Linked DNA regions of Mus musculus: regions 1 and 3 are each linked to region 2. Evidence: chromatin loops called from intact Hi-C (ENCODE). Cell type or tissue: left cerebral cortex. All regions are shown on one strand.

Region 1 (2,500 bases), 96 kb after region 2:
TCTGAGGATTCCCTACCTCTGATCAAAGGGGGAACCAAACAGTCTGTAGATACACAGTCACCAATGCACTTAGCCACCAGTGACTCATTTAGATCCCTTTCTTTCGTTTATAAATTTTATTTGTATGTATGTGTATGTGTGCACATATGCTGCCACCACAAGTGCCCATGGAAGCTAAAAGAGAGCATCAGGTTCTCCAAAATTGGAGTTACAATTGTGGGCCTCCTGATGTGGGTGCTGGGATCTGAACTCCAGTCCTCAGGAAGAGCAGCAGACACTCTTTACCACCGAGTGAGTCATTTCTCCGGGCTTATCCCTATCCCACCTACCCCCCAACCCCCGTACCTGTCCCTCTAATATTGGTCTCAGACTCTTAAATTATCTAGTTACACTGAAACAAACTTCCAGGTTCAGGTAGGCATTTAATGTTACACTGTCTTCCTCTGTCCTTTCCACAGGACAACAGTATGGCAGGTAAATCAAAATGGGGAACTTCGGTTACATTACTTTGACTGTGTAAGCATTAGCTGTCATGGAACCATAGGCAATGAATAGGATATTTTTCTATTCCAGCATTGTGCTTTCTGGAGGAAAAATAGTCAGTTGCTTCTTTGTTTACTTAGTTTCACAGTGCGAGTTACTAATTCACCCTCTGGTTTCTCCATCTGAGCTTGGTTCCCTTCCCAACACATTCAGATGCATCGCAGCCTTTGCACACTCATCTTTTTCCCAGACGCTTCTCTCATCAGGGGGGTGGGGTGGGGTACACCTTCTTTCCCAGCCTGGACTGTTTTGTACTGGGATATGGTATTCCAGGTAGGTATATTAATCTGTTTTTTTTTTTTTTTTTTTTTTTTGTCTCATTGCTCTGAACACATAGCTACCTTAGGGGAGGAGGAACATCTATTCTGGGTCACAGGCTAAGAAAAAACGCACGCCATTGTGGTGGCAAGGACACCTGACAGCACATGGCACCCACAGTCAGGAAGCAGAGGCCAGAAGTGGTGCCAGATTGTCAAGTACCCCCAGTGCTCTATTGTGGTAGTATAGGCTCACAGTCCCACACTGCTTCTGTGGGTGTTAGCACTGCATGTAGGTTTCCCTCTTATATGGAGAGAGCATCCCAAACCCTGCTATAGTTTATTCAGCTCTTCAGTGAATGCTGGTGGGTTCTGGCAGTGTAGCGCTCTGCACCCCCACCTCATGTGTTGTTCTGTGGTTACTTGTTGTTTTGCTAAGTGATGGTTTTCTTTCTTTCTTTCTTTCTTTCTTTCTTTCTTTCTTTCTTTCTTTCTTTCTTTCTTTCTCTTTCTTCCTCTCTCTTTCTTTTTCTTCCTTTCTTCATTAATTTTTCCTTCCTCCATCCCTCCCTCTGTCCCTCCTTTCCTCCTTATTTTCTTTCTTTCTTTCTTTCTTTCTTTCTTTCTTTCTTTCTTTCTTTCTTTCTTTCTTTCTTTCTTTCTTTCTTCCTCTCTTCCATGTTGGGGAACACACTTTCATACAAGTGATCTCCACAGTCTCCCGTTCATGTTTATAATTAAGAAGCTGTCTTCTCCACATGATCATAATGCTGGCATGAGTCCCCATGCCCTTACTTCTGCCTGTCCCCTTTATTCATAATTTCTCACATGATTCTGATATCATCATACTTTCTTCACTACCTTTACTTCCCCCCTAAATATCTGCAAATTCCAAGGAATCTGAGTTAGTCTGATTTTCATTACTATGACAAAATTCTTGAGGCTAGGTCGTATTTGAAGAAAAAAAGGCTTATTTAACCTACAGTTTTGGAGATGTTTATTGAAGTTCTGTCTCTGTCATCCTATATACCCTGGCCATAACACGTGGTTTCAGATAACATCATGCCAGATATGTGTATATGGGAGAGATCATGTGGAATGACATCAAACCTTAGACTACTGAAGGCCCAGTCTCTGATAATAACTAACTACAGCCTTGTAAGAATTATATGTCCAAGAGTGACAATCCCATTAGGTCCCACCTCTTAATGAGCCCACTGTCTCCGCATTGTTACACCTTTGCTGTGAAGAGACACAATGACCCCAACTCTTACAAGAAAAACACTTAATTGGGGCTGGCTTACAGTTTTAAAGGTTTAATGGATCATCGTCATGGTAGTATATAGGCAGACATGGCGCTGGAGAGGTAGCTGAGAGTTCTACATCTGGATCCTCAGGCAGCAGGAAAAGAACTGCCACACTAGACTTAGCTTGAGCATCTGAGACTTCAAAGCCTGCCTCCGAAGTGACATACTTCTTCCAACAAGGACACACCTCCTAATAATGCCACTTCCCAAGGGGCTATAGGAGCCATTTTTATTCAAACCACCAAACTGTCCATTACAAACTTGACAGGAATTGGTATCCCCTGGGAGGCAGGCCTATAGGGAATCATGCTGAATAATTAGAATATAGTAGACTAACTGAACACTGAAGACCCACAGTAAAATTGAGCAGTGCCATTTCCTGGGCATGGTTCC
Region 2 (2,500 bases):
ACCCTGGGAATATTCCCAGGACAGCTTCAGAGGCACACGTGTGTGCAGACACACGCGGCTGCCTGTGTACTCGGCATGCACACCCAGCTGCAGCAGTTCTCTGTACAGGGTCTCTTGATTTTTAACCCCAGTGAGTCCTTTCTAGTGTAACACTCCTGACAAAAGCAGAGATGGCCTCCTAACAGGCAGAATGGGGGACAGGTTGCAGGTTTATATGGTCTGTGTGATGGCTGCATCCTGGCGCTGCTCTACACACACCTTTGACATTGACTTTTCTTTGGCCATGAAATCTTGAGCTTCACTGCATTGTGCTCTCAGGCTCCCGGAGGCTCATTAGCTGTAGTAGAAGAGGGTGGAGTGACGGTGGAGAGATTATCAAGGACAAGCTGGGTGTGCAGCACCTTTGGGACTCTGCAGATCACATGATAGGGCATTACAGACCTGACACCCGGTATTTTATTCAGTCACAGAAGCAGGGTTTTTTGGTTTTTTGTTTTTGTTTTTTAATAAATACTGGTGCATCTTGAAGACTTTAAAGTAGTATTTTAAATTTTATTTTCCTTAGAAATATATCAGCAAAAAAAAAATCTCTCTCCCTTATATTTATAGAGAATGGAGATTATTTCTGATAATTTCAGAGTTCATCTAAAATTTCTAGGCTTTGCACAGAAGCTGCATGCCCCTATAAGATGCCTTCTGTAGGCAAACAAAATGCCAGGCAGACCTTTAATAAATGCCAGCCAATCTGCCTCCTCTCCTTCACTACCCTCCTTGCCACTTGGGTGTCACCAAAGGTTTCCTGCTGTCTGGGATACTCAGCAAGTCACAGGGCATATTCTGCACCATGCATACAGTGTGTTACTGGGGGGGGGGGGGATGCAATTTTTGCCTAAATAAATAAATAAATAAATAAAATCTTCCCATTTAAATCCCTGAGGCCTGAATGTCCACATAGGTGACAAAATATTTTATCATGGATGTGTCTGGAGAAAACAAGGAAGGTGACTAAGGCTCAGCAGGAGTCAGCTCAGTGCCATAGGAACTTGATGTCAAGGGGGAGGGGCTGTCTTAAGATCTATGAGCACTGTGGGAAATGGGAGTGTATGTATGTCTTTTGTTGTTTTAAAATAAAGTAATGGCTTTCCCCATTTCCTGTATTTACAAAGTCTTGATTGTGAATGTGGTTAAGCATAATTAACATGGCAATAGGCTGGACATTCGGGGCGTTTTAGAATGAACCCTCCCATTTATCTGGCTTTTTAGTGAGGCTCACCTAAGCTAGGTAGGTGCCCTGGGGCTACCCAGGCATATGATATACATTTTCTTGGCCATGGCACTCAGGTGCATGCTGGACCTAGGTGGCAGGCACTGTGAGCCTGGGAGACACGGAGCTGCTGCTACCTGCATGCCAATTGTGTCCCCGCCATAGGACACTAGTGGGCGGCAAACCTCGCCAGACTCATGCAGCAAGCTCTCAACAGAGCAGGCAAACCTCTGCCTCCGAGGACGCTCCACACACTTGTATAGGGCTTTCCTGAGACGCCGCCTCCCCAGTGTCCCTCAAGTTCATTGCGCCCAGACTCTATAGCTCTGGAGGTGGAGTTTTACACATAGCGATTATGTTCAGGGTTTGGCAGGTCAGAGATGGTCTGCAGCCTTTGTTTTCATTTATACAAAGAAGGACGCAGCTTGCAGCAATGTCTCCAATCCCGGAAGATGCACAGAGGGAAGGGTGGTGTCGGGAGTCCATAGTCCACAGAGAGGTGCATTGGTTCCTCCCTTGCACACTGCCCAGAGAGCCCAGGGGTGGTGCGTGCATCTTGGAGGGGGCAGCTCCTTGCCTGATTGGCTGACCTTCCAATGTCATTCCAGGAGCCGCGGGGCCTCTCCTCTGCTGCTGGTGACAGGGGCTATGCTGGCGTGCTGCTTGTCCGCAGTCCGTCAATCTCCTGCAGCTGTGGCTGCAAGGCTCTGGGGGTCTGGAGCCGCGCCCCACACCCACACCAGGCAAATCGGGCAGCACCTGTTCCTCTGGGTCAGCTTTAACTCTTCATATTCTGAGGATCTAGGTGCAGAAATTCTCAGCTCACCTCTGTCTGCCCCCCCCCCCCCAACACCTCAACTATATTCACGTTCCTTAATGTTTTGAAAACCTAAGCTAATTCAAAGTTGTATTTCCTTTGCTATACGCTTGGCGAGAATGAAGATTCCGGCAGCCCTGTGGTGTATGATGCTGCTATGAATTCTGAGGGGAGCATCAGAGTGCCTTCTGCAGGCAGCAAGCTCTCCACCTGGGCTGCAGGAATGAAGAGCCAATGGGAAGGGCAGATCCCTGAGTTAGTTCAAAGGCCAGACAGCTTCTGCCCAGATGCTCAGAGGGCCAGGTTCAGCCTCCATTATCCTTCCTAAAACCTTGTGCTCTGATGGCTTCAGGGAAATCTATAGCTTGTCAATTTGAGGGTTACCTGAGAAGTGATTCAGTCTCAATAGATGCTACCAT
Region 3 (2,500 bases), 480 kb after region 2:
GTTGGAAAGTTTATTTGTATAAAAATAAATCCAGTGGCCAATCTATTCACTTTGAAAAAGAACAGTGTGGGAGGGGGGAGCGTCTCACCAGGTCAGCAGATCCCCACATAAGCCATGCTACTGCCATTTGTACCTGGATGAGCTTCAGCCACATTCCTGAGAGGGGAAACAGAGTGGCTTATCTCAACTTTTTGAGCTTCTGTTCACCATGTGTCAATGCCTGACACCCCCCCCCCCCAATTCAGTTAAAGGTTGCCCATTACCCAGGTGTAGATGGGAGGCTCATAGTTAGCCCTGTGAATCTTCCCTTCCTTGGGTATAGACGACAGACATGAAGCAAGCCTGACTCCAGAGACCCCTGCTGCACACCACTGGCCTCTATTTGCTTCGAATTTTCACCTTTGAATAAGGATAAAAAGGGGAATGCCAGGGGCTGGAGAGACGACTCCATTTTTTTTTTTAGCAGAGTTTGCTGCTCTTGCCGGGAATCTGACGTCAGTTTCCAACACCAAAGTCTGGTTGTATCTTCTTGTCATCATGAAACCCAGAATCCCCACAAATTCCTCAGTGTGGAGTCTCCCTTTCTGAGCTCTTGTATCCTGGATCACCTGGGTTTTCTGCAGCTGTGTACCACTGCACATCACTGTTGGGTCACCCCTAGGCTCAGGTGAACAACCTCTTGTCCGACCGTCCTCTTGACTCTTTGGGTAACTTTTCTTTTCCCCCTTTCCCTCTCTCAGTGCCCTGGGCTAACCTTCAGCAGTGTAAGCCTCACACTAGGTGGTATTGTCCACATCCTTGTCAGGGTCCCTTGAGCCCAGAGCCTTGTGTCAAGGAGGTACCTGGCTCATGCTTGCCCAGCCTGATGCACAGCTTATGTAGGAAGCACTTTACTGTGGAGCAGTTGTGCACGTGGAACATGGAGAAAATGAGTAAGACAGTTGCCACCCAATGATGACAGAGGACTGCATGCATCTTAAGAGAATTTGCAGGAATCTAAAGGAAAATGTTAATTTATATTCCTCCATCCCCAGAAGACTATTCTGTAAAGGTTTCTGTGGAGGGAAGAGAGATGGAATAGACATTAGGAAGGCTTGCCCATGGAAGTCACCAGCATCCATGGTGATGGAGTGAGCTGTGGGCCTTTCCACATCCTGGCCTCTTTGCTGTCACTCTGTTTCTTTAAGGATGAAGAAGATTGGAGAGAGGCATATAAAAATGCAGTCACTTGCAAGCCGTTCTAATGGATTGACATGGTACTAGTGTTGTCATGGAGATCAAAGAGAGGCCCTTAAGGATATGGGGGTTGAGAGGGATTGAGAGGCCAAAAGGAATGGTAGCTGCCGGGGGGGGGGGGGGGGGGGGGTGGTGGTGGAGAGGGATAGGGAGGAGGTCTGCAGAGAACAGCAAATGAGAGAAATGAATGTCAGGAAATCAGGACCATTACTAGATCTGGGGGTGGCAGGGAGGGAAAGGAATAATTAAATAGGGTAAACAAGTAACCTTTCACAAGAAGCAAGCATAATGGCAAATGTGACCTCTGCCCCAGAGTATACAGTTCCTTCAGAGGGATTCTAGAAAAGGAGAAGAGATATTACTCACTTATGAAATCACAGGTGTGGGTGTGTAACACCAGGTTCCAGGTGCAAAGGGGCTCACTTGCAGGGCTCCTGAGCTTGGACATAGAGTTACTTTGCTTGTTCTGTTCCCAGGCACATTAAGTACTCTTTTATGTGTTTTAAGAGGAGTGCTTGCCAGGTGGGATTTTGCATAAACCTATAAGTTTCTCTCCAGTGGTGTGGTGGTTTGAATAAGAATGGCCTCCGTAGGCTTATATGTTTGAATGCTTAGTTATCAGGGAGTTGCACTACTTAGAAGGATTAGGAAGTGTGGCTTTGTTGGAGTGGGTGTGGCTTTGTGGAAGGAAGTATGCCACTGGGGGTGAGCTTTGAGGTGTCAGTATCCTGTGCAAGGCCCAGTCTCTCTCTCTCTCTCTCTCTCTCTCTCTCTCTCTCCCTCCCTCCCTCCCTCCCTCCCTCTCTCTCTCTATCTGTTTCTCTCTCTACCTCTCTCTTCCTATTTCTGTATATCTCTCTGTTTCTCTGTGTGTGTGTGTGTGTGTGTGTGTGTGTGTGTGTGTGTGTGTTTGTCTCCCTCTCTCTCAGCCTAGGGATCAGAATGTAGTTCTTAGCTACTTCTCCAGCACCATACCTGCTGACTGCCATGTTGCAACCTTGGTGTGGACAGAACAGGAGGAGGACATGTTAGTGACCATGTTCCCAGAAGACCTGGTACTCAGGCTCACAGCCAGCTCCTATGAAGCAGCATGCATGCAGAGGGCTTCTTGCTGAGTAAGTCTGAGGAAAGGTGTTGAGGCACTACCCTCCAGAATGAGTAGGGTTTGGGGAGTAGAATGGAGGAGAATATTTTTTGTGTAGCAGGTGTTTCTCAGATGGACTGTGTAGGAGAGCTGAGATGATGTTGCTGCTGGTAGAGGTGA

What was found. Hi-C counts contacts between places; a loop is a spot of excess contacts. Peaks named below come from ENCODE experiments on the same cell type or tissue, not always from the same donor. Only the 100,000 strongest peaks of a DNase experiment are listed, where the experiment ranks them.
Region 1: it touches region 2 in a loop (2.8-fold over the local background); 4 of 42 quality-filtered maps call a loop at or near these places.
Region 3: a loop joins it to region 2, with 2.2 times the contacts of the local background. A loop is called at or near these places in 3 of 42 quality-filtered maps.

The regions. Positions count from the first base shown.
Region 1 is chr16:97,068,843-97,071,342 of GRCm38, reverse strand. All of the region lies in intron 1 of Dscam (DS cell adhesion molecule), which reads left to right. Among named protein-coding and RNA genes, the nearest start is that of Dscam, 100 kb to the left of the region's middle. In left cerebral cortex, no CTCF peak of the experiment used is centred here; a DNase peak (open chromatin) is centred at 1,050.
Region 2 is chr16:97,164,957-97,167,456 of GRCm38, reverse strand. The region is part of intron 1 of Dscam (DS cell adhesion molecule); the gene reads left to right. Among named protein-coding and RNA genes, the nearest start is that of Dscam, 4.5 kb to the left of the region's middle. In left cerebral cortex, a CTCF peak has its summit at 1,435 (motif pointing right); DNase peaks (open chromatin) are centred at 24 and 1,466; H3K4me3 peaks cover 1,662 bases.
Region 3 is chr16:96,689,041-96,691,540 of GRCm38, reverse strand. All of the region lies in intron 16 of Dscam (DS cell adhesion molecule), which reads left to right. Among named protein-coding and RNA genes, the nearest start is that of Gm32509, 29 kb to the left of the region's middle. In left cerebral cortex, no CTCF peak of the experiment used is centred here; a DNase peak (open chromatin) is centred at 972; H3K27ac peaks cover 188 bases.